Linked DNA regions of Homo sapiens: all the other regions are linked to region 3. Evidence: chromatin contacts called from ENCODE Hi-C or POLR2A ChIA-PET data. All regions are on one chromosome and are shown on one strand. Each heading gives the region's core, a stretch centred on a gene start or an enhancer-like site at or near the end of the contact. The rest is flanking DNA. Distances are from core to core; before and after follow the strand shown.

The links. Hi-C counts contacts between places; a loop is a spot of excess contacts on that map. ChIA-PET counts read pairs that join two places held with the same protein, here RNA polymerase II (POLR2A). Pooled maps may share reads with other maps.
Region 1: a loop to region 3 is called in a map with no recorded cell type, with 3 times the contacts of the local background. The contact joins two enhancer-like sites. A Hi-C loop is called at or near these places in 5 of 37 single-sample maps with no recorded cell type and 7 of 50 pooled maps.
Region 2: a loop to region 3 is called in a map of chondrocyte, with 2.7 times the contacts of the local background. The contact joins the promoter of MRPS22 here to the enhancer-like site in region 3. A Hi-C loop is called at or near these places in 2 of 168 maps with a recorded cell type or tissue (Calu3 and chondrocyte), 8 of 37 single-sample maps with no recorded cell type and 6 of 50 pooled maps. POLR2A ChIA-PET finds 5 or more read pairs at or near these places in 3 of 52 experiments (T-cell, activated T-cell and endothelial cell of umbilical vein).
Region 4: a map with no recorded cell type shows a loop between it and region 3 (9-fold over the local background). The contact joins two enhancer-like sites. A Hi-C loop is called at or near these places in 3 of 37 single-sample maps with no recorded cell type and 3 of 50 pooled maps.

What each region holds. Positions count from the first base shown.
Region 1 is chr3:138,053,766-138,060,858 of GRCh38, forward strand. It overlaps LOC105374128 (a long non-coding RNA gene), which reads right to left and starts at 1,995. Exons shown (of 2, transcript XR_001740930.2): 1 at 741-1,995. Within about 2 kb of position 5,679, at least 2 of the 41 ENCODE cell types and tissues checked have a DNase peak (open chromatin) inside an H3K27ac peak, as active enhancers do.
Region 2 is chr3:139,339,969-139,346,624 of GRCh38, forward strand. MRPS22 (mitochondrial ribosomal protein S22) reads left to right here and starts at 4,052. Exons shown (of 8, transcript NM_020191.4): 1 at 4,052-4,230. The coding sequence starts at 4,059. It overlaps LOC124909439, which reads right to left and starts at 905. Exons shown (of 2, transcript XM_047449421.1): 1 at 602-905. The coding sequence starts at 730. RefSeq lists enhancers at 4,110-4,199, 4,159-4,453, 4,430-4,529, 4,540-4,659.
Region 3 is chr3:138,685,665-138,691,977 of GRCh38, forward strand. PIK3CB (phosphatidylinositol-4,5-bisphosphate 3-kinase catalytic subunit beta) reads right to left here. Exons shown (of 24, transcript NM_006219.3): 15 at 5,336-5,479; 16 at 3,211-3,310. Among named protein-coding and RNA genes, the nearest start is that of FAIM, 80 kb to the left of the region's middle. Within about 2 kb of position 1,252, at least 4 of the 41 ENCODE cell types and tissues checked have a DNase peak (open chromatin) inside an H3K27ac peak, as active enhancers do.
Region 4 is chr3:137,985,854-137,992,401 of GRCh38, forward strand. No RefSeq gene overlaps it. Among named protein-coding and RNA genes, the nearest start is that of CLDN18, 21 kb to the right of the region's middle. RefSeq lists an enhancer at 3,035-3,164. Within about 2 kb of position 2,423, at least 2 of the 41 ENCODE cell types and tissues checked have a DNase peak (open chromatin) inside an H3K27ac peak, as active enhancers do.

The DNA.
Region 1 (7,093 bases), core at 4,429-6,928, 630 kb before region 3:
TAAAGCTGAAAATGGTCTTCATCTTTATCTCAGTTACACACCACTACTAGGTTCCAGCCACAAGACCAGAGCATCTTCTACTTCCTAAATTGTGGGCTCAGGTTTTCAGGTGATAAAAACCTTTTTCAGGTTGTCACTATAAACCTATTATATATTTCCAATCAATGTTATCCCTATATGTATAAGTTCAGGACATTCTTCAGTTTACCTCAGAAAATATAGCTAATTAAATTTTCCCTTTTTATATTGAACCATGCAGTCATGGAAGGGAAGAGCTGGTATGGTCCAAAGACACAAACCAGTGCAGCAGCTCCCAAGTGCTAGGCTGTGGGCCAGAGCTGGTCCATTGCTAAATTTTCATTTGTCTAAGACAAAGTATGAGGCCAATTGTCCATTCTTGGAGAGTCTTATCTTCTTACTCTTCTGGTATTAAAGTGTCCTTTATAAAATGATGGTGATTGTTGCATACTTTATTTTATGTGCTGACTTGGCAAAATAAAAGTTAGCAACCTTGGATCAACTGCAAAACTTTTTGTTAACAGCCTATAGCACAATGCTACCTCACACTACCAGGGACTATACTCCTGCATTACAGAGAACTAGCCTAATGAGAATCCAGAACAGGAAGAATTGCGAGAAATGAGACTTTCTGCTTAGAAGTATTCAGAAGATGCCCACAACTAAGGTTCAAGACTCAACTTCAAAGAAGATTTCTAATTAGAATTCATGAAGGCACCTACCCATCAGAGCATTCCATGCGTTCATCCATATGTGGAGATTGGGATGGCCTCACAAGAATGTGATGTGATTTCAAATTTGAAAAATAGCCAATATAAAATTCTAAAAGAGAAAAATAATCAGAGTATCTGTGTCTTGCAAGATGGTAAAACATATGATAAAATTTCCATGACTAAGAATAGCTCACTGTTAGAACCAATAAATGGATTCAGCAAAGTTAAAGGATACAAAATCAACACACAAAAATCAGTTGCATTTCTATACATTAATAATGAACAATCTGAAAAAGAAATTAAGAAAACAATCCCACTTATAATAACATCAAAAAGAATAAGATAATAATACACCAAATCAAGCAAACAAAAGATTTGTACACTAAAAACTTCAAAACATTGCTGGAAAAAATTAAAGAAGACACCAATAAATGGAAACACATCATGTGATCATGGATTGAAAGACTTAGTATTGTTAAGATGTAAATACTACCCAAAATAATCTACAAATGTGATGCAATCTCTATCAAAATCCCAACATTTTTTGCAGGAATAGCAAAATCTATCCTAAAATTCATATGGAATCTCAAGGGACCCTGAATAGCCAAAACAATCTTGAAAAAGGAAAACAAAAGTGAAGGTCTCATGCTTCCTGATTTCAAAATTTATGACAAAGCTATAATAATCAAAATAGTGTAGTACTAGTATAAAGACAGACATGTAGACCCATGGAGTAGAATAGAGACCCCAGAAATAAAAATTGCATATATGGTCACATGATTTTCAACAAGGGTGTTAAGACCATTCAATGGGAAAAGGACAGTCTCTTCAACACATGGTGTTAGGAACACTTGATATCCATGTCCGGAATAGCGAAATTTGACCTCCCCCCTCCCCACCTTATAACATATACAAAATTTAACTGGATCAAAGACCTAAATATAAGACCTAAAGCTATAAAACTCTTGGAAGAAAAGATAGGGAGAAATATTCACAACATTGGATTTGGCAAGGATTTCTTGGAGATGACACCAAAACACAGGCAATAAAAGTAAAAATAGATAAACGTGACTACATAAAAATTGAAAATTCTGCATCAAAACACAAAATGAACAGAGTAAAAGGCAACCTATAAAATGAGAGAAAACCATTTGCAAATCATATCTAACCCCACAATATATAAAGCTCCTATAACTCAACAACAAAAAACCCAAATAACCCAATTTTAAAATAAGCAAAGGACTTGGATAAACATCTCTTCAAAGAAGATACACAAATGGCCAACAAGCATATAAAAAGATGCTCAACATCACAAATCATTAGGGAAATGCAAATCAAAACTGCAATGAGATATTATTTCACATCCATTAGGATGGCTGATATTTTTTTAAAAACAGAAAATAACAAGTGTCAGCAAAGATGGGGAGAAATAGGAACATTTGTGCATTGTCAGTGGGAAAATAAAATGGAAAACAGTATACAGGTTCCTGAAAAATAAAAAAATAGACTATATGATTACTATATGATCCAGTAATTCCACTCTGGGTATATATCCAAAAAAGTTAAAAATAGGATCCTGGAGAAATATTTGCACAGCTGTGTTTATAGCAGCACTGTTCACAATAGTCAAGATGTGGGAGCAACCCAAGTGTCAACAGACAAATGGATTCTTTAATGATATATATTCATACAATGGAATATTATTTAATCTTAAAAAGGAAATTGTGACACACACTGCAACATGGATAAACCTTGATGACATTATGCTAAGTGAAATAAGATAGTCACAAAAAGACAAATACTGTATGATACTACCATACATGGTACTTAGAGTAGTCAAAATCATAGAAATAGAAAGTAGAATGGTGGTTGCCTGCAACTGGGTGGGGGGAGATAGGGAATTGTTTAATGGGTATAAAGTTTCTGTTGGGGAAGACGAAAAATTCTGGAAATTGGTTGCACAAGAGTGTTCATATACTCAACACCACCGAACAATACAGTTAGAGGTGGTTAAGATGATAAATTTTATGGGTTATTTTACCACAATTAAAAATGAATTTTTAAAAACAAAACTGTGCAATACCAGAATAGTAACAGAATAGTCAGATTAATGAAATATACAGAAAGTCCAGGAATAGACTAACCACATACAATAATTTACATTTGATGAAGCAGGTATTTTTTAAGTGAAGAAAGGATGAATTGTCAAGTAATGCTGCTGAGATGACTGGCTAATTGTAAAAATAAAATAGATTCCTAACTTACTGCTAACACCCCTCAAAAAATCCGGATATATTAAATATTCAAAATTTTAAAACTTTTTAAACTAGTAAAAGAAAATATAGATGAACATGTAGAAGTCTTAGAATGGAAAAGACCTTCCTAATTATGACACCAAAAGCAGAAATTACAAAGTAAAACACTGATTAATTAGACAGCTACAACTTAAAATCTCTTTATAGCAAAGAACTCCATGAACATAATTAAAAGACAAATGATTGACTAGAAAGGAGAAAAAGTAACATATATAATAAAGGACTAATATTTTCAATATATTAAAAACTCTTAAGAGCAATAAGACACAAATTACACAATAAAAATGCAGTCTAAAAATCAAAAGTAAAATAAGGCATTCAGTAGCATAACCACAGAAAAGAACTACAAGTGACTTTATAACACAGTAATTTAACTGGACATTCCAAGTAGGATCTACCTTAAGGACAAAAACAACTCCAAAAAAGTTAATAATAAATTTTAAATTGTTTTCAGTATTCATACAATAAGCAATAGGGTGGGTATTGTTATGTCTAAGACTATGATTGTGATGTTAACAGCCAGGATTTTTGGTATGGAAGAAAAGCGATACACATGTTAGGTCAACGAGATAAAGTAAAACTTCTGTAGTCAGGAATTTGAATAGGGAATATCAACATGAACTCACAATATTTTTATTGTATTTCCTATCTCTGTGCACTGAAAGATCTTAGAAACAGTAAGTCCAGTAGTGATAGGCACTCCTAGCACCCAGATGTCTATAAATATAACTTGCTTCTAAAAGAAACCAGGATTCCCCCAGATAAATTACTAATTTTAGGTCTGGGACAAGAAAGGTATGCAATGAGCCTGGAAGGAAGCTATCGGACTACTAAGGTCATATCAAAATCATTCGAGAACCAAATTAAAGAGGCACCCCAAGACAGTACAATCTCAGCGTTAATAAGGATAATAGTACAAAGGATTTAAACAAATCAAATATATTTAAATCTATAAGGTTGTATGACACCTATTGAAGATACTAGGAAGCTCATTCATTATTCTGAAAAAAGAAAGACTTGAGCCTTTAGCTGCTTTACCTGTATGAATTGCACCTCAGAGCAACCAGACAGTTTGATGTGGAGAATTCCTCTTTACAGAAGTTTTCCAGCTAGTAAATGTCAAAGGAATAACAAACAGACTATTAAACTTTTAGAGATTTCTAATTAATAGATTGGGCTGGGCGCAGTGGCTCACACCTGTATTCCCAGCACTTTGGGATGCCGAGGAGGGCGAATCACAAGGTCAGGAGTTCAAGACCAGCCTGGCCAATATGGTGAAACCCCGTCTCTACTAAAAATACAAAAAATTAGCTGGGCATAGTGGTGGGCGCCTATAATCCCAGCTACTGGGGAGGCTGAGGCAGAAGAATCACTTGAACCCGGGAGGCGGAGGTTGCAGTGAGCCGAGATCGCACCACTGCACTCCAGCCCAGGTGACAGTGCAAGACTCTGTCTCAAAAAAAAAAAAAAAAAAAAGATGGATTTAGGCAATGGTCATCAATGTCTATCACCAATGCCATCACCAACATCACAAGAAAGGAGAAAAAGATATTCTGTGTCTCCTGATGGAGATGCACAAAACCACCAATGAAGAGTCCTGCCAAAACACAAAAAAGTAGTCAAAGCTGAACCTGATCAAGTATTTAGCTCTAACTACAAATTTACAGATAGTTCAGGAGAAAGAGGAATACATTAAATACCACCACAGTAATCAATCAGCAAAACCCAGACTGTGGGGAATTCCACAAGATGAACAATCTGATTTATTCAGCAACAGTAAAAATAATAAAAATCATGGGGAAGGAAAAGGGAAAGGAAGAGAGGAAAGGAGGGAAGAAGGGAAGACAGGAAAGAGGGAAAAATGAAAGAGGAATCTATAGGTTAAAAAAGACAAATATGTGTAGTAAAATAGAGGAATTGTAGACAGAGAATTGATATTTGATGACATTTAGAAAAAAAGTACTGATTTTTGTTGTAGTGTGATGGTGGTACAATGGTTATTTTTGAAAAGGAAGTATCTTTTAGAGACACATACAGAAATGTTTGTAGACATAATGATATTATTTGGGATAATATGTAATATTACATGTATATTACTTGGAATAATATGCAGTATCATATTAAAACATACAATATTATTTGGCGAAAGATATACAGGAAACAAGATTCTCTATGGGTTGGTAATTGTTAAAACTGAGTAATAGGAACACCAAGGTCATTACACAATTCTATTTTTATATATGCTTGAAATTTTTCATAATAAAGAGATAAAGAAAACAGCAACAAGAAAAGTGAACTACGGGCAACTCATAAAAGAAGAAATAGCAACAACCAACATGAAAAAGAAATAAAAAATAATTTTACTTTAGAAGAAATCTTAAAAATGCAAGTTTCTTAAAAGGTGAGGTTTCATTTTTCACGTATCACGTGGCCAAAACATTGAAAGATTAATGATATCCCTGGTAGCAAGGGAATGCAAAAACTAGCTTTCTTGTGTGCTCCAAACACTAGTAGACTAAATTGGCTCCAGTTTTCTGGAAAGCATTTGGCAATATGTAACAAAAGTACATGGGGAAAGGAGCTAGAGTGCCAGGGCCAGGCTGCCAAAGTCAGATTGCAGTCACACCACTCACTGGTGGCAGGACCCAAAACAAGTTTCTTAGCTGCTGTGTACCTCAATTCCTAGCCCATGAAATGCATGTACTATAATAGTGGCATCCATCTCAAGGGCTGCTGTGAGGCTAAATCATAATATTGGTACCAAACTTGGACCAGTGCCTGGCATATGGTGCTGGCTTTCATTATTATGTTGGCCCAGCAACCTCACTTCTAAGAATTTATTTTAAGGAAATCTTAATCAAGTGCACAAAGACACATATACACATTTTTTTAATCACTTCATGATTTATAAAATGCAAAAAGTAGAAATGTCTGGTTAAAAAAACTTTTGTAATCTTTGCCTGGAATACGAGGTGGCCATTATATATAACTGTCTTATATTTATACGTACTGACATGTACATGTGTACTGATATAAAGACATTTGTAATCTGTTTTCCAGGAGAAAATCAAGCTAGAGAAGAATATAGTTGAACCCTAGGAAGGAGTTTTTTTTTTCACCAGTGCATGTACATCTAGATGTTAACAATAATTGACTGAATTTGTGGGTTATATTCTTTTTGATTATCTGTATTTTCTAATTTTTCTGTATCAACCTTATCATTTGTCTAATTTTTAAATGATCTGTTACATACGTTCCACAGTTCTGGCAAATCTTGTGCTGGTTAATTTTAGTTCAATTTAATGAGAGCAAGAGATACCTGGACAGCTGTGAAGCATTACTTCTGAGTAGGTCTGAGAAGGTGCTTCCAGAAGAGATTAGCATTTGAATCAGTAAACTGAGTGAGGAAAATCTGCCCTCTCCCATTGTGGGGGACACCATCCAATCTGCTGCCAGCCTATATAGAAAGGCTTTCTCTCTGGAGTTGGGACACCCAGCTTCTGTCCTTGGATGTCAGAACTCCAGGTTCTCAGGCCCCAGGACCTGCACCAACAGTCCCAGGTTCTCCGGCTTTCGGATTTAGACTGAGCCACTCTACCAGCTTCCTTCATTCTCCAGTTTGCAGACAGCCTATGCCGTGATCACATCAGCTAATTCCCTTAATAAATCCCCTGTCATTTATTAGGGAAACTGGCTAATAAATACCCATAAGTATCTATCTATCCATATATCCTACTAGTTCTGTTTCTATTGAGACCTAATACAACTTACTAAAGAATTTTAAAATATATTTGAAAATGGGAAGGGGTGAACACAGCATAGAAACACCAAAGTAATACGTTAGTCAAACCCTCCAAAGTAGATAGAAAAACCCATTTGGAAACATATAACGTAATGATGAACATTCAAGAACAGAGACATTCTCATTGATAATCATCACCAGTGTGTGCACACAAGTCCAAACACATTTACTGTTTACATTTGCATTCCCCCAAAAGTGGAGCTAGAAACAAGGACTTGGGTGCAGATTAATTTACCTCAGAGGTG
Region 2 (6,656 bases), core at 2,802-5,301, 660 kb after region 3:
CACAGGCTTCCAGGAATGTCTTCTGATGTTTCCCCTCTTTCTCTGGAATTATCTCCTCTTCTGCACTGCTACTGACTGTCCCACTGCTCAGCAGGTTGCATCCCAGCCATGTGCCCAGCCCCAGCAGATACTTCAAACTGCTCATTCCTATAGCTCCCAACACAACCGTACCTCTTCTCGACCAATGATTTTGCTTTCCAGTGCTCAGAAAAAGGGACAGAGAGGCAGGAAGGCTCTCTGATTCTCTCCCCAAAACGTATCCACTCTAACCATCCTTAACTCCTGGCCTACTGGTGCAAAGGCTCCTTTGCATCTACTACCAATGCCTCCACTTAGAATCTTCATCCCCTGAAGCTTCCTCAGGGATCCACAACATCACTTGTCCCTTCTCGTTACTGGATCTTTGGTTTTTTCCTTGCTACCAGTCCCTTCTCAGCACACAAAGGGGAATTTCGGCCATGGAATTTGTGTCTCTGTAGGAACATGTAAGAGGTTTGGACTTTGAATAGGGGCCAGAAGAATAAAAACTCTGGGTGAAGTCAAAAGTGGGGTGGATGTGGACCTTTTGGGAGGCCTCAAGGATAGGGAATTGAAGACTTACAGAAGTCACATGAGTGTGGTTGCTGGAGACCGCAGGGGTTCTTGCGTTGTCCAGACTGTCACCTTTCTTCCTTGGGCTCTGTTCTTCCTCTCTCCATTCCTCTCCCTGACTTTTATCCCCTAACCCCATCTTGACTTCTAAAAGCTTAGGATAAAATATATCTTTTAAAAAACAGAAGTCCAGACCCTGTTAAATCACTGAGAGTGGGATAAGGCACTCCCCACTGAGGCATCACTATACTTTTGTTTTACAAATAATAGAAAACCATGCTTGCTCCACAGAGCTGGTGAAGATATGACCTAATGAATCCTAACAGTAGCTGCAGCCAGATAGCCTTGGGACTGTCAGTCAGAGGGCCAACCCTCCCCAACCCCCAGTGGTGAACAGAACCCCACCCAGGCCAATCAGCCTCTCTCACCAGGAACTTAGATTGGATGGAAGGCAGGGAGTTGGAACCAAGCCATTAGGACTGCAACCTCCTGGAGAGATCTCTTGAGTTCCTGCCTCTGGGGTTCTTGGAGCTGCCATCTTTCAAGTCCTTCCTGAGGCTTGGCTGTTGAGCTTTTTCTTGAATTCTGTGAGATATTCAGTATCCTTCCAATTACTCCCATTTCAGTTTTACTCAGGAAAGATTTGTTTCTTGCAACCAGAGTACTTCTGAATACCATCCTCAGAAAGTAACTGACTTGGGTGCCATGGCTCATGCCTGCAATTCCAGCACTTTGGTAGGCTGAGGCGGGCAGATCACTTGAGCCCAGGAGTTCAAGACCAGCCTGGACAACACAAAAATTAGCTGGGCATGGTGGTGTGCACCTGTAGTCCTAGCTACTTGGGAGGCTAAGGTGGGAGGATTGCTTGAGCCCAGGAGGCAGAGGTTGCAGTGAGCTGAGATCATGCTACTGCACTCCAGCCATGGTGACAAAGTAAGAAAGACCCTGTCTCAAAAGAAAAAAAAAAACGGAAAAGAAAAAAAGAAAGTAATTGACTTGCCACCACACAACCTTCTCACACCATCTTTATGAAACACCAGACATCAGATCCTGAAAGTACTTTATTCTCAAAGTTTGCAAGATAAGTATTGTCATTATGCCCATTTTGCAGGTGAGGTACTGGGGCTCTGAAAGATGTGGGCATCTGCCTGAGGTTATAGCTTAAACCAGGAATCTTCATTACTCCATATCAGTAAAACTCACTGTACCCCAAGTAAAAGAGGTCATTGAAAGGAAAGTGGGAAGCTCTCTGGCCAAGACACCACCTTTCTCCATCTCTCTCCGTACATATTCTCCCATCTCTGCTTCTGAGGATCTGCTCCATTTTCCTGCCTCTCTCTGCAGAGTGGCTTTTCCCTGCTCACTCATCAGTGAGCACATTGCTGAAAAAGGCTGCTTCAGCCCAAACCCTAAATACTTAGTTATTCACTTCAAGCTTCCACCGTCGACTATTCTATGTCTCATAGTTTGAATTATTGAGAAAAAATCTGCTTGGTGCCTGGTCATCTGGGGTAGGCTGAAGAATGCCCCCATACTTCCTCCCAAGTATAACTGCACTCTAATCCATGGAACTTGTGGATGTTACCTTATATGGAAACATGGTCTTTGCAGATGTGATTAAGTTAAAGATTTTAAAATGGGGATTATCTTGGATTATCAGGGTGGGTCAGTGATTATGCAATCACATACATCCTTATAAGAAGAAAACAGAGGAAGATTTGGCACAAATAGAAGAAGAGAAGCTGATGTGAAGATGGAGGCAGAGATTGAAATGATGCAGCCACAGGCAAAGGAATGTTTACAGTCATCAGAAACTGGAAGAGACAAGGGGCAGATTCTTCTCCAGAGATAGACTCTAAGGGGAGCAGAGCTCCCTTGATTTCAGCTCAGTAATACTGATTTCAGATTTCTCATGCGGAATTGTGAAAGAATACATTTTTGTTATTTTAAACCATAATATTTGTGGTAGTTTGTTATAGCAGCCACAGGAAACTAATGCTAATACAGCAGCCAATGGATTCATTCATCCTGCACTAAGTGTCCAATCAGCTGTGTCCAGGAGGATGTTTACAGGAAAAACATAGCCACTGAGGCCTGCTCCCTCAGCTATGGGAAGAAAGTAGAGGGTTCATTTTCAGAGAAAAGGCATGGGCTGGGAGACACCTGCATTCATCCTGCCACTAGTCTCTGACACCTGCTATCATGTAGGTGTAAGCATTGGGAAGTGCAGGGCAGCAGACTTGCCTAAATAGGCACCAAGCCTAGTGCTCTCCCTTCCCCTCCCAAATAGGGAATGAGTTCATAAACAGCACTGTTAATATTAATGCTAAGTTGGGGGAAAATAGCTGAGGCTGGAAGGTGAGTCTATTCATCCAGCTAAGTCAAACAAGAGTTTACTAACACCCTGTTTTCCCAGGCCTTGGGATAAGTGCTTAGCACAGGCACCAATCTATAGTCTAGAGAAGGATAAGACCTGCACATCCTGGATAGCTGGAAAAAATGTAAAGAATCATTTAATCATTCATTCATTTATTCAACAAAAGTTTGCTGTGCACGTAGATGTACTAGGCTAGGTGATATTGCAATAAAATATGTAGAGTCACTGTGTTCATGGGGTGAGAAAAAGAAATAAGCAGATAAAGAGCAAAATAACAGATTATAAAATGGGCTATAAAGGAAAGGAATAAGTGTTGAGACAGAGAATCAGGTGTATGAATTGGCAGTGGCAGTGGTGGTGGTGGTAATCAGGGCTTGGAGTCAGGAGTTAGATTTAGGGTGCATGTGAGCAGTGTGGATGGAGAAATTTAAGAAGTAGTTGGATTTAAACCTGAGGATGGGGGAGAAGGTTTGGGCAGGAAGTGGAATACATAAATTATGTATTTATTTGAGACAAGAGTCTCACTCTGTCACCCAGGCTAGAGTGTTTGTTTGTTTGTTTATTTGAGATGGAGTCTTGCTTTGTTGCTCAGGCTGGAGTGCAATGGCACGATCTTGGCTCAATGCAACCTTTGCCTCCTCGGTTCAAGCGATTCTCCTGGTACAGGCGCCCGCCACCATGCTTGGCTAATTTTTATATTTTTAGTAGAGACGGGGGTTTCACCATGTTGGCCAGGCTAATCTCGAACTCCTGACCTCAGGTGATCCGCCCGCCTTGGCCTCCCAGACTGCTGGGATTACAGGCGTGAGCCACGGCGCCTGGCCGGAAATTTGTTATTTAGAACGATGGAAACGGGTAGGAAAAAGAGCATATAGGGAAAAAGGTGTAAGTTTTAACTTTATGCATAGGGAAGGACATAAACACCGTCTACTTGTGAATAAGTAGTTTAGAAGAAACAATCTATAAGGGCCCGGAAGACTTCCGGCCCTTTCCGCCTTTAACTAGACTACATTTCCCAGAGTGCTGCAAGAACTGGGTGTGACTCGGAATCCCTCCCAACCACTTCCGGCGCAAGTGGCTTCTGATAATCATGGCGCCCCTCGGAACAACTGTATTGCTGTGGAGCCTCTTGAGGAGTTCTCCGGGCGTGGAACGGGTCTGTTTCCGGGCTCGAATCCAGCCCTGGCACGGTGGCCTGCTCCAACCGCTACCTTGCTCTTTCGAGATGGGGCTGCCACGCCGCCGGTTCAGCTCCGAGGCCGGTAAGTGACCTTCCGGACTTTCGCTGGGGCGTTCTTCTGGGAGACGTAGATCCTGTTTCTGGCAGGCGAAAACCACGCGATAGCCCCCGCGACACGTATCCTAGCGCTTCCTCAGATTCAGCTGTCTTCCTTCTGTACCTGTAGAGTTTGTCATCACCTGCATATCTGTTCATTCGTTCACTCACTCAACTACAGTGCCTGAGTTCCGCTCCGTGCAGAGCACTGTGCTAAGCTCTGTGGGATATGGCAAACTAAGACTGACACAGACATTTCCCTGTGGGAACTCATGTCCATGGGGAATTGGCAGTGCAGTGTGACCCGGGTTGTTATAGGGGACGCACACAGGAGAGGCACTCAAACTAGGTTGGAAGGTCAGGGAAGGGTTCCTGGCAAATATGACCAAAGCTGAGATCTGGTTAGCCATGCTAAGGAGAAAGCAAGAAGCTTCTCAAGCATAGGGGACAGTAGCAGATGTCCAGAAATGAGACTGAGCACAGATATTTGGGAACCCATTTTGGAGGTAGGATTGATAAGGCTTGATTAAGGCTTTGGATATGAGTTTAAAGGGACAAATTAAGATTGTTTCTTAAGTTTTTGATTGGAATAGAGGGTTGTCCCATTTACACCAAGATGAAGAAGATTAATTAATTGTTGGAACCGTTATTTTGGGGGCGGGGGTAGTGCAGGAGTAGATGAGATCAGGAGATGGGAAAGGAGGCGGAATTAAACCTATTTGGGACACATTAAATTTGAGGTGACTTTAAGAGTCAACTGTTTAGTATGGAGTTAAATATAAAGTGAGGAACATCGGAGTAAAAATGGTAACTAAAGGTGAGTGAATGGGTGAGACTGAGGAGAGAGTAGTGCTGAGCACTTGCTGTGTGCTGGATACCCTGAGGAACCCTGGGTGCCAGAGATGAGTATAAGACAAGGTCTGGTCTTCATAGAGCACATCACTTAGTGAGAGACATAGTGTAGGTAAGCAGACCACCTTAACTTTTTTTCTAAATGAGGTTGGAAGCCATTCGTGAATTTTAAGCTTGGGAGTAATCTTGATTACATTTTAAAGAGATTACTCTGGTTGCTCTGTGGAGAATGATCTGTAGTGGGGCCAGAATGGAGAAAGGGAGGCTGATGCAAGAGATGAGGATAGCCTTGACTAGAGTAGTGGCAGTGGGAAATGGAGGATTAAAATGAGATTTATGAAGGCAAACAATCAGTATGTTCTCTGCCAGTGGTGTTTTTTTTTTTGTTTTTTTTTTTTTTTTGTAAAATTGGGATAATCTTCGTGTTTACCTCATGGGTTGTTGTGAGTATTAAATGGGCTGAATGTGTAAAGTACTTAGCTCAGTCAGTATTGGCATGTAGTAAATAGCTAATAAATGGTAGCTCTTATAATTACTGTTATTATTACTACAGCTATTTGATTACTGTTGTTGTTATTACTACTGCTATTGGCTAGATCTGGAGGATCAGGGAGAATTTAGGAATGGCTGTAAGATTTCTGGCCTGTATGGCCTACTGGATGATGCTGAGATAGGGAACAGAAAATGCAGGTTTGAGACAAGGGAAAGTTGATGGGTTCTGACTTGGCAGTATTCAAGTACATGAGAGAGGTTGAGTAATTGGATGGAAGGTGATCTTGGCAGGAGATTCAGATTTTAGAGTTTCTGGCATATAAAGGTAATTGAAGTCGTGGCAGGATAGGAGAAATCATCGAGTAAGAATCTGAGAAGGGAGAAAAGGACATCGTTCAGAATCTGTAGGGATACCAACATTTATAGGAGAAGAAGAGGTGACTAGGAACAAATGGCTTTTTCTTTCTTTTTTGCTAATGGAAATGGAAGTAGAAGTTAGGCAAAGCAATAAGCAAACTGCATGAGGCTGAGCTAAGATTTGATTCTCTGCTTATGTCAAAGGCTCTTCCATGATAACACACGGCCTCTTCAGTATCATGTCCAGTGAACCAAGCCTCTTTCCTAGCTGCAATCTCTTAGCCTAGACTTTCCCTCCCTTTTTTCTCTGCCGTGATGAGGCTCTTGGGACGCTTTCTTTGACCCTGTCATGCCCATCCCTAGTCCAGGCTATGCTTAGTTTCTTCCTCTGCAATCACCCAAGCCCCGTACCTCTCCTGTATACCATACCTCTCACATTATGTCTCCCCACACCTCCCACTTATACCGAGGAGCGCTATGATAAATTGGAAACCATCTAGGATCCAGAACCAGACAAACCTTGGTTTAAATTTTGACTCTATCACTTAATAGCTAGTTGTCTTTGGATAGGCTTCAGCATCCTCATTTATAAAATTGGGTTTATCAGTACCTATTTTGTGAGTGGTTATAAGCATTCCTGAAAATGTGTGTTATACCTGCCATATAGGAGACAGCTCTGTAAGTGGCAGCAACCATTACAGTTATTACATT
Region 3 (6,313 bases), core at 2-2,501:
AACGAATTATTTTATAATAAAGTGTGAATATAGACATGCTATTTGTTATTCAAATCTAAATTACTTGTTTTTATAATAACTATGGCTATCAAAACTTATGCAAGTAAAAAAAAAAACTTATGCAAGTAGTACAAGGTGTATCAACAATGGCCAACTAAATCAAAACCATTATGTTTAAAATTCAACTTTAGGCTGGGTGTGATGGCTCACGTCTGTAATCCCAGCACTTTGGGAAACTGAGGCAAGTGGATGAGTTGAGGCCAGGAGTTCAAGACCAGCCTGGCCAACATGGAGAAACCCCCTATCTACTAAAAATACAAAAATTAGCCAGACACGGTGGTGTGCACCTGTAATCCCAGCTACTCAGGAGGCTGAGGCAGGAGAATCACTGGAACCTGGGAGCTGGAGGCTGCAGTGAGCCAAGATCGTACCACTACACTCTCCAGCCTGGGCAACACAGTGAGACTATGTCTCAAAAAATAAATAAATCAGGGTCAGGTGCAGTGGCTCATGCCTGTAATCCCAGTATTTTGGGAAGCTGAAGTGGGCGGATCACTTGAGGTCAGGAGTTCAAGACCAGCCTGGCCAATATGGTGAAACCTCCTCTCTACTAAAAATACAAAAATTAGCCAAGCGTGGTGGCGCACACCTGTAATCACAGCTACTAGGGAGGCTGAGGCAGGAGAATCACTTGAATCTGGAAGGCAGAGGTTGTAGTGAGCCAAGATCATGCCACTGTACTCCAGCCTGGGTGACAGAGTGAGACTCCATCACAAAAAATAAAATAAATAAATAAATAATAACAACAAATAAAATTCAACTTTATTATTTAATAACTGAGGGTCTTTTATGTCACAGTACATAAAATTCATAACAACTTCAGCCACGCATAAAGAAGGAGCAGCTTATTTTACAAGTATATCATTAAAACTGGAAAAAACAAATGTTAAAAATAGAATTAAAAAGTATACCGTAACAAGCATATAAAATATGTCTATCACAAATATAAACAATGTGGCTTGAAATTCCATGAACAAGAGATTTAATTTATAACATGTTTTCATTTTTAAATTCTGCTTCTATGCAAGGAAACCACTAAGACTATGTAGGGAGATGAATTCAAGCATGCAGTTTCCACAGAGGCTGAGACCTTGCTCACAGGAAACTAGGAAGGACCTATGCAGCTTGATGATAAAATTGAGATGGCTGAAACTTACCAAGTTAGCCATCTGTTAAAACCACAGATCACTCTACTTCTCAACAGTTTCAGGAGCTGTACAAACACTGGTGACAAGGCAACCAGATAAAAACTGGGCTAAGCAAACAGGAACTTTTTACAAGTATGTGAAATTTGAAACTTCTTCCATGTCTGTACAGTTGAAAGTTTTCATGCTCCATCTCTAATTGTGTTGATATCCACACTTCCTGGAACAGTGTCCTGAATACCCCATGGACATAAGTCTAATACTTTAAGTGTTTCAACACCTTGTCCTTTTGTAAGTTTATAGTAATAACAAGAACAGCTATGTACAGGGTAAAGTCTTCCTCTCACAATTCATCAATCAAAAAAAAAAAAAAACAGGAGTTAGAATAATTTGTTCATACATATATCATCCTTTTATTGTCTTTAACATCAAGCTGAGGCTCCCAGAAAATATGCAGTGTGGAAAATGGTTATATGATGACAATAAGCAAGTTATGACTAAGTATGGCCTAACAGGCTTTGGCAGAAAATTTGAATTTTACTCATAGTGCAATGAAAAATTATTGAAGGGATTTTAAAAGGGAAATGATGTAATACAATCTACTTCTTTTTTTGAGACAGGGTCTTGCTCTGTTGCCCAGGCTAGGGTGTAGTGGTACAATCAAATCATAGCTCACTGCAACCTCAAATTCCTGGGCTCAAGCAATCCTCCCACCTCGGCCTCTCAAGTAGCTGGGACTACAGTTGCAAGCCACCTTCTAATTTTTTCTAGAGATGGGTCTCACTATGTTGTGCAGGTTAGTCTCAAACTTCTGGGCTTAAGTGATCCTCCCACCTTAGCCTTTCAAAGTGCTGGGTTTTCAGGTGTGAGCCACTGCATCTGGCCACAGTCTACATTTTTAAAATGTCACTTTATCTTCTGTGTATAGAATGTTGGGGGAGATGTAGGAAGGGAAACACGGGGTACAATTTAGATAGTTAATGAAGAAGTCCAGTGAAAAAGAATAGTAGCTTGGACTAGGATGGTAGCCATGAACACAAGGGAAATAGGCAGAGATGTGAGATATATTTCAGGGTTCTATAAAATTCAGAGGATTAATAATATTGATTCCATGTTGTTGTTAAGAATAAATGACCCATAATAAGTGATGAATAAACATTAGCTATTATTACAATCATTAATGGGCTTTTCAAAAGTAAGGGATCAGAAAAAGTTTTTAACATCATGAAAAATCCTAAATATTAAAAACACCTAATGGAAGCCTATGAGAGTTCTTCTGGCAATGCAAATGAATTAGAAAAGAGTAGTTTAACTGGAAATTAGGAATCTGATATAAAAATAGGGTGGGGCAGCCAGGTACGGTGGCTCACACATGTAATCCCAGCACTTTGGGAGGCCGAGGCGGGCGGATCACGAGGTCAGGAGTTCAAGACCAGCTTGGCCAACACAGTGAAACCCTGTCTCTACTAAAAATACAAAATATTAGCTGGGCATGGTGGCGCATGCCTGTAGTCCCAGCTACTCGGGAGGCTGAGGCAGGAGAATCGCTTGAACCCGGGAGGCGGAGGTCGCAGTGAGCCAAGATAGTGCCATTGCACTCCAGCCTGGGCAACAGAGCGAGACTCTGTCACAAAAAAAAAAAAAAAAAAAAAGGGTGGGGCTGGGTGTGGTGGTTCACATCTGCATTTCTTAGCACTTTGGGATTAATATAGAATATATTAGGAATGCCGAGTAATTATTTTTCAGGTAGCATTCAGTTAATATTTTTGTGCTAAGTTCATTGAAACTTCATTTTTTGACTTAAATTTTGACAAAAGAATGTATTCATCAGGTTGTCTGTTACTGAGACTTCTATGAAATAATGTGGTGGGAGAAATGGCATTTGATAAAACTGATCAAACACCAAGTACCAAATTGAACATGAAGATTAAAACAAGCTGATATTCATGCTTTAAACGTTGTCTGTCAAAAAAAGAAAAAATGAATAAATAAAACAAGCTGATACCTGCTTAGAAAGCACTTTCATGTGCCCCACACTTCCCCGGCAGTATGCTTCAAGGATGACACCAAATTGTACTGAGACAGCAGGAATGTGCACTTCTGACCTGCAGAAAGTTAATGATATCTGAACAGTTTGTTTATCAAACACTTCAGATCACCGAATAAATACTGACTTCTTTATTCTACAAAAAATAAACTTATGATGGCAAGGTCATTGTGTGCATTATTATTTCCTTCCTCCCTTCCTTCCTTTTTTGAGAGTCTCACTCTGTTGCCCAGGCTGGTGTGCACTGGTGTGATCTCGGCTCACTGCAATCTCCACCCACCGGGTTCAAGCTTGCCTAAAATAAAAAAGTGTAGCTAGATGTCGCTAGGTGACTAGGTTCTAGCCAACAGGATGCAAGATGAAGTGATGTGCACAAAAAATGAGTCCTGGACTTAGAAGGAAATGCTGGTCCCTCCCCTTCCCTCCCCTCCCCATTTCTGGCTCGAATGTGGATGGGGTGGCCAGCCCCTTCATACTTGCGATTCTCCTGCCTCAGCCTCCCGAGTAGCTGGGATTATAGGCATGCGCCACCATGCCTGGCTAATTTTGCATTTTTAGTAGAGACAGGGTTTTGCCATGTGGCCAGGCTGGTCTAAACTCCTGGCCTCAAGTGATCCATCCACCTTGGCCTCCCAAAGTGCTGGGAACAGGCATGAGCCACCACGCCTGGCTACTTTGTGCATAATTATTAGTGACATGGGTCAACTTTCCAATTTGTTAAACTTCAAAGTTCAAAAGCTATGATATTCTATAATTAGTTAATACTTCAAAGTTCAAAAGCTATGATATTCTATAATTAGTTAATACTTCAAAGTTCAAAAGCTATGATATTCTATAGTTAGTTAATACTTCAAAGTTCAAAAGCTATGATATTCTATAATTAGTTAATTCTTTATTCCAAGAAGTCTAAAATGTGTACATCTTACCTGATTTGCTTTTGTACGGGTAAGGCAATCTTACCAATTTAAAGACAATAGGCTGAAACAGGTATCTATGAAATCTGACTGGTATTAAACAATTGACTAATGCCCTGATTAGCATCTATTCCAATTTTTTTCTTACTTAAAAAGTGATGTACATATTTGAAAAAGGAAGGAATACTTATTTTGTTATTCCCTGAGAGGTTTAAAAACTAAGACTGAATGAATGAGAAAAGACAAGTTAAAAATAAGAAAAGGTTCTAGAACAACACAAGAAAGTAAAAAAAAGAGTGGAAAAAAATATATGAATAAGAAAACCATATTCAGAAATAAAACTAAAATTAAGAGCACAACATTATAGAGCTTATTGCCTTTGAGAAGCTCAGCAAAGAAAAGAAAAAAGAAGAAAAGAAGAAAAAGAAAAGAAAAGGAAGGAAGGAGAAAGAGAGAAAGAAAGAAAAAAGGTAGTTTTTTTTTCTGACAAGCATTAGTTTCAGCACTATGAAGTCCAGATTGGGAGGGAAAAAAAATGTCTGAGTACAGAGTCAGAAATGAGAAATCTATTAATACAATTTCCTTAGAAAACAAAGGAATAACTTTAGTTCTCATTCCTGATTTTACTCTTATATGAACTTGGTGAAGTAAGGTTCGTGTATTTCTGGAAATTACCTACTTAATAAAGAAATTGAATAAAATTGCTGTCATTATAGTATACCTTTACCTTCACTCAATAACACTAGTAATGACAGTACCACCCACAACTTTCTAGATGAAATAAATAGGTCTGCATTGAGCCCAAATATATTAAGACAATAAGTACACTTTACTGGAAAATAGCAATACATTATTAATTTCAGTTAAAAATCAAGCAGGTAGAAAACACACACAAAAAAAAAAAAAAGAAAGGAAGGAAGAAATGAAGAAATCAAGCAGGCATGGAGGGACACATAAGGGTCTTGGATAACTGAATTACTTTGTCAAATCTCAAATCATAAAAATCAAGAGTGCTGGTATCAAGAAACAGGAGAAGGCACCAAAACCATATAAATGTTATAAACGGTTCAGAAAAAAACTAAAGCAGCTATTTTTCTATTAAATATATTATGCTTGTTTATAGTTACTAAAGCACCTGGTGGGCTCAAAGTAAAATATAAAAGACTTACCTAAGATGCCAAAATAGAAACTGCCCTATCCTCCGATTACCAAGTGCTCTTTCTAATAGGAATCTAGAGAGGGCACAATCAAGAAAAGGCTCATATTTTAACACTTGCACCAGTTGTAAAAGATATTGAGAAAGTTCTTCATCACTGAAAGAAACAAAAGACACAGTGAGTAACCAAACAACCTGTGCCAGAAAAAGATCCCTTGGTATCAAACTATCAAATGTGAACTTGTTGAAACACAATGGTTCTTTTGGGCCAGGCTTGTTACATGCTTTCCTTCACTGTACCACTGTTACAATATCACAAAAAAAGCTGAAGATTTCAGATGGGGAAAAGGGAGTCAAGAGGGTCAAAGAACAGATACTAGAGATATTTTAATCAAATGAATTAGATTGTGATATGGTCTGGCTTTTGTCCCTACTCAAATCTCACCTCAAATTATAATCCCTATAATTCCCACATGTCAAAGGAGCATCCTGGTGGGAGGTGACTGAATCAATGTGGCCCTCCATGCTAGTCTCATGACAGTGAGTGAGTTCTCATGAGATCTGATGGCTTCATAAGAGGTGGTTTCCCCTGCTCTTTCCCTTTTCCTGCCACCTTGTGAAGATGGTACTTGCTTCTCCTTCGCCTTCTACCATAATTTTAAGTTTTGTGAGGCCTCCCTAGCCATGTGGAACTGTGAGTCAATTAAACATCTTTCCTTTATAAATTACCCAGTCTCAGGTAATTCTTTATAATGGTGTGAAAATGGACTACTACAGATTGTTAAAATTCATGACTGTATTTTCAGTCAGCTAAGAGTTACCAAAAATATTAGGTACTTTAATACTGATTTCTGATCATGCTAAAAAATTTGTGCTTAGTAAAACAATCATTTTTAAAATAAAAATTCCATCAGTACTTTCACAATTTATTTTCCTTTGCTGTTATTAGGGTTAAGTTGTCCCAGATAACCAATGTACAATTAAAATCTTA
Region 4 (6,548 bases), core at 1,173-3,672, 700 kb before region 3:
GTTAATGGGTGCAGCACACCAACATGGCACATGTATACATATGTAACAAACCTGCATGTTGTGCACCTGTACCCTAGAACTTAAAGTATAATAAAATATGTATATATATACATATATATGTATATATATACACACATATATGTATATATATATACACACGTATATATATATACACATATATATGTATATATATATACACGTGTGTATATATATATATATATACACATATATATATATATGTATATATAGACTGTTTTTCCTACCTGTTCAATGCCTCTTTCAGTGATATAAAGTTAAAACCAGGTACTGGGGTGTTTGCCTTCCTTTTGGTTCTTATGAAGGTCATTTTTTTGTGTAGATAGTTGTTAAACTGGTGTCCTTGTGGGGTGGGGAGAGGATCGGTGGAGACTTCTATTCCACCATCTTGCTCTGCTCCCTCTAATAATTTAATTGTCTGTTTCCTGCCTCTCAACTGTGGGCTTCCTGAGAGCCAATACCATGTCTGTATTTTTCTCCATTGAATCCCCACCACTTTGCAAAATTATTACAATGCTTACTAATCTTTTGAATAAGTGAATGTTTTAGTAAACATACTTCCATATAAATTGTACCTAATCTCTCAGTACCTCACTTTCTTTACCTGTAAAGTTGGAATATTTAGAATGCCCATCTCATAGGGTTGTTATGAAGATTCAATCGAGCTATGCCTCTGAAGTTCTTGAATAATGTCTGGTACGGTGTAAGTACTCAATAAATGTCAGCGGCCGTTATTATTATTTCTTCACATTTAGATGATCTGTGTGAATTTGCATTGTGTAAATTGAGGAAGAAGCTGGATGTGAGATCTGGGTACACATGGTATGTAACAGGGACAGGTGCAAGGAAGCAGGATCTCAGAGGCAGAGATGATGAGAACCAAGCTGCTCAGGAAACTGCAGAAATCTTGAGTGGGACTTTGGAGATCCATGAGCTATAGAATGAGTGATAGAACTATCTTATCTAGATCTTAAGAGGCCAAGTGCTCTGGGTAACCAAGTATGTACATAGACATGCATAGCCACATTCAGGAGAACAAGTCTTTCTTTAGGCATAGAGCAGTTTCATTTCAAACTGAGAAAAAAAAATTTTTATACTCCATTTACTTCTTCTTACCAAACAAATAAACATATTCTGCAGAGATACAACTCTGACTCAAGCATACACCAAAAAAAAAAAGAGAGAGAGAGAGTTCCTTACACATCAGTACACTTGGATTATAAGTATACAAACATCTACGTTATGGTTGGGTATAACAATGCATTTTCTCCCCAAATAGCAAGTGGGTATGTATTTTATATATGTGTAATTATAGTGTGTTAGTTACGGTGGTGCCCAGAACAAAATTCAGCTTATGCTGAAGGACTATTACAGCATATATCTCTAGTGAAATTAAAAATTGCTTACAACTTAAATGCTAGGTTTTTTTCTACTTCTTCCCATCAAGATTTCAAAAATCAAAGATTCTAATTTTTCAAAAAGTAAACACTGGTAAAAACCTAAATAAACAGTGGGAGAAAGGTTAAATAAATATGATACATCTACATGATAACATATTAAAATTTATGCTTGCAATGGGTTTTAATGAAGAAAATATTTTTGACAAATATAAAGTTAAATGAAAAAACATAATAAAATGTGTATGTGCAGTCTGATCCCAAATATGTAAAATGTATGTATTCAGGGAAAGAAGACAAGAGGTAAATAAAGACAAAATGTTAACAATAGTATCTCTTACAGGAATCTATGCTTTGTTGGCTTGAGGAATATTTTTCCTTTTATTTATTTATTATTAGAACTTGCTTTTTTAGAACAGTTTTACGTTCACAGCAAAACTGAGAGGAAGGTAGACATATTTTCCATATACACTGTGCTCCTATATCCTACACATTAAGAGCCTCTCCCATTATCAACATCCCCCACAGAGTGGTACATTTCTTGCTATTGACAAACCTTCATTGACACATCATTATCATCCACAGTGCATAGTTTACTTTAGGGTTTACTCTTGGTGTTGTGCACTCTATGAGTCTGGACACATGTATAATGACAAATGTGTAATATATCCACCATCATAGCATCATACAGTGGTTTCACTGCCCTAAAAACCCCCTGTGCTCCACCTATTCATCCCTCCTTTGGGTTTTTTTGTAAATTTTTTATTCTCTCACTTTTATATTACCGTTTATATTACTTTTGTGAAAATAAAAAAATAAACATAGTAACTTAAAGAAAACCTTTGTGAAAGAAAATGCAGGTTGGAGTCTTAGTTGTCCTCATGACTCAAAAACCCTTTGAGTAAGTTTTTAGCTCCCCTGAATAAAAGCACCTAAAGGTGAACCTGCAGTTGATGTGTTGAACATTGGGAGGTGGCAGGAAGGCGAGCAGGCCTACAGCTAGTCAAACAGAAACCAGCCCTCCCTACCTTGTTTGCTCTCTTGTCTCACCCTCCTCGTGATTCCTGAGAGCAGGAAACAGAGTCCGCTCCTGATACTGAAAGCAGCTTAGATAAAGCATGTGTGGTGGGTAAATGAAAACCTCTATGGCCATCAGCCCTAACACTTCCCACACGGGGGATTTCCTCCCATCTTAGTGTCATCACAAAGTTATTATACACATTAACTAGAGGTGATTTAATTTTATATTTTAAAAAAAAATTTTGAGACAGGGTCTTGCTCTATTGACCTGGCTGGAGTGCAGTGGTGCCATATTCACAGTTCATTGCAGCCTCGACCTCCTGGGCTCAAGTGATCCTCCCACCTCAGCCACCCAAGTAGCTAGAACTACAGGCACACGCCACCATGCCCAGCTATTTTTGTATTCTTTTGTAGAGATGGGGTTTTGGCATGTTGTCCAGGCTGGTCTCAAACTCCTGAGCTCAAGCAATTAGCTCACTTTGGCCACCCAAAAAGCTGGGATTACAGGTGTGAGCTACCGCGCCTGGCCTAAAAAAAAATGTCTATGTACCCTAAGAAGTCAGAGGGGAAATGCCTCCTCCATTCATGCATTTAAACACTTTGGTTTGGAAAACACAGTCCCTCTATGGGACCTTTACTACGAATGTTTTGAAGCACCACTGCCTGAAACTCAGGGGTTTTCTGGGACCTGGGACTTTCAGTCACATAACCAGGACAGTCCTGAGCAAATCAGGATGACTGGTCACCCTAGTGCTGTTATCAAGTGACTCAAAAAGCTAACACTGAGCCACAGTGCCCTGTGACCTATAAGCCTATCAGAATCAGTGCAAGATTCTCCCTTGAGATTTACGGGTTTCCCTCTTTCCAATCTCACGTAAGCCCTTCCCACACTGTACTCTGCAATTGAGCACAAGCCGTCAGTCATCACTGTATGACTATGGGGTGTACCTCATATGAACAATAGGTAAATCACAAGCCAGCCTCATGCTGCTCACTTAGCTGGGTCCACATAAGCCAGATCCACTCCAACCAGAGTTTCTAGCTCCCTTTCTCTCCATAAGCTCCACCTCAATGAGCACTCACCAGTTCTTTTAATCACCCTACTTATTCCCCCAGCCCCAAGCTACACATCCTTTCTTCTCTTCTTTTTGCTCCGTTTCAGCTTACTGCATTCTTTTTCCCTCTTTTCTCTTTGGTCCTAAGAAACTCATGCCACTCTCTCTTTGAGCCCCATGTCTGTGCCTTAGCCTCATGGCGCTATTCCTTTCCCCAAAGCCATCAGCCCTCCTACTTGCCAGTCTCCCTCTCTCAAGTTGCTCACACCTCATTTGGCCAACAATCTCTAAACAGGGAGTGTACACAGCCCAGGAAAATAATCCACAGGAAGATAATCTCAAAACTTCTATTTATAATCATTTTTGTATTGTCCTCATTTAATTTTCATGTCAGGGTATGTTTTATAATGTATCTAATACATAAAATATATTAGCACATATACAGTCATGTGTCACTTAACGATGGGGATACATTCTAAGAAATGCATCATTAGGTGACTTTGTTGTTGTGTGAACATCACAGAGTCAACTTACACAAACCTGTATGGTATAACCTACTACACACCTAGGCCATATGGTATAGCCTATTGCTCCTAGGCTACAAACCTGTACAGTATGTTACTGTAATGAATACTGTAATCAGTGTAACACAATGGTAAGTATTTATGTGTCTAAACATATCTAAACATAAAAAGGTACAGTAAAAATATGATATAAAAGATTTTTTTTAATGCTGCACCTGGATAGGGCATTTACCATGGATAGAGCTTACAGGACTGTAAGTTGCCCCGGGTGAGTTAGTGAATGAGTGGGAAGTGAATGTGAAGGCCTAGGACATTACTGTAGACCACTATAGACTTTACAAACACCATACACTTAGGCTACACTAGATTTATTTTTTCAAATTTTTTCTTCAATAATAAATTAATCTGAGCTTACTGTAACATTTTTACTTTATAAGCTTTTTAATTATTTTTAACTTTTGGACTCTTGTAATACTACTTAGGTTAAGACACAAACACATTTTGTACAGCTGCATAAATTTTTTTTTATATATTAATTTTTCCTTTTTTTTTACTTTTTAAACATTTAAAAAAAGAATTAAGACACACACGCATTAGCATAGGCCTACATAGGGTCAGAATAATCAATATCATTGTCTTTCACTTCCACATCTTGTCCCACTGGAAGGTCTTCAGGAGCAATAACACTCATGGAGCTGTCATTTCCTGTGATAACAATATAGCCTTCTGGAATTCCTCCTGAAGTACCTGCCTGGGGCTGTTTTACAGTGAACTATTTGTAGTAAGTAGAAGGAGTACACCCCAACAATAAAAAGCATAGTATAGTAAATATGTAAGAGTAGTAACATAGTCATTTATTTTCACTATCAAGTAGTATGTATTGTTTGTATATAATCGTTATGTGCTGTATACTCTTATATGACTGGCAGTGCAGTAGCTTTGTTTACACCAGTATCACCATAAACACGCAAGTAATGCATTATGCTATGATGTTATGATGGCTGCAATGTCACTAGGCAATAAAAGTTTTTCAGCTCTATTATTATCTCTAGGGCCTACCATCATAAGTGCAGTTCATCATTAACCAAAACGTTGTTATTCAATGCATGACTGTATACCATTTATAAATAATTACACATATCTGAGGACAAAAATTGTACCTTAATAATTTCCATAGCCCCAGCCCTTAGTGCATTACCTGACTCAACAATTGCTTTTTAGACAAATACATTCATGAATTAATCAAACGAATCTCATGCAATCAATCAATCAACCAATGTTCCTTAGTCCTTGTCCACAGAACATTCTAAATGAGCCACTTGTGAGTTCATAGTCATGGTCCTTAGGGACTTTTCATTGCTTTTCTTCTCTTCTGTCCCTGATGTGAATGACTTTTCACCAGACACCCTGTCCCCACTTCTACCCACCTCAGTTCCTGCACCCTCAGTCAGATCATCTGGAGTCCTCAAGATCTTCTCTCTTTGCCTGTCTACATATTCTCCCAAATTCAGCATCTTTCCTCAAGATCACCTGGACCTCAAAAGTCACACTTCTGGCCCCCCTATCCTGGCATTGCTCCTCCTCAACAAACTTATTAGCAAGCATCTCACCAGCTGAAGGTCAGCTACTAACCCTGCAACTCCAAGCATCTGCACCCATGCTGGTTCATGGACTATGTTGGTCCATGATGATGGTTTCCTTATGTGAAAAGAAATTAGATAAAAAATGAGGACAATGTTAAACATAGATACAAATGATATATATCATTTATATATTATATATATCATCATACATATATCATTTGTACCTATGTTTAACATAGGTACAAATATATATATTATAATATATATTTTATATATATCTTACCTGTTGAAGACTGTCCTTTATTCTGAGATTGTGGTTTTCTATCATTTCACATTAAAATATTATTTATCTTATAAATGATGTGATATGGTCATTAGTTATTGTCCTTACTTAACAAAATAATGATTTGCCAGTCCTCTTTGAGTCCTGGAATCCTTTATATAAAATTTACTCATTTATAAAATCCAAAAGTCTAGGGATTGCCAAACCACCAGCAAACAGACAATGTTTTGTTTGATTTGTTTTTAAGGTGGAGAGAGAAGTTGATTCCCAGGGTAAAATATAAATAATTCAGAAGAGGTTGCAGACGAAGCCTTCCTGATCATGCCTTAGCACATCTCTTTCCTACTGGCATATTTTAGAGATGTGAGAGCACATGAGGACCTGGGGCAATGAGCATCCATGAGGAGGAAAGTTCTCAGAAAAAGACAGACAGATGAGGGTCGGGGAGCCTGAAGATCATGTGTGGTGTCATCACACCCTTGCCAAAGGCTGATTCTGTCTTAGAATTCTTGTCCTAGAAAGGCCTCCTGTATCTCAGGGTACATCTTAACATAGACATGTGCTGGCAACTGGGAAAACATGGTATTATGGATAATGTTCATAGTTTTGTTGCATCTTGCTTTATGTCAATGGAAGCAATGTTTGAGTTT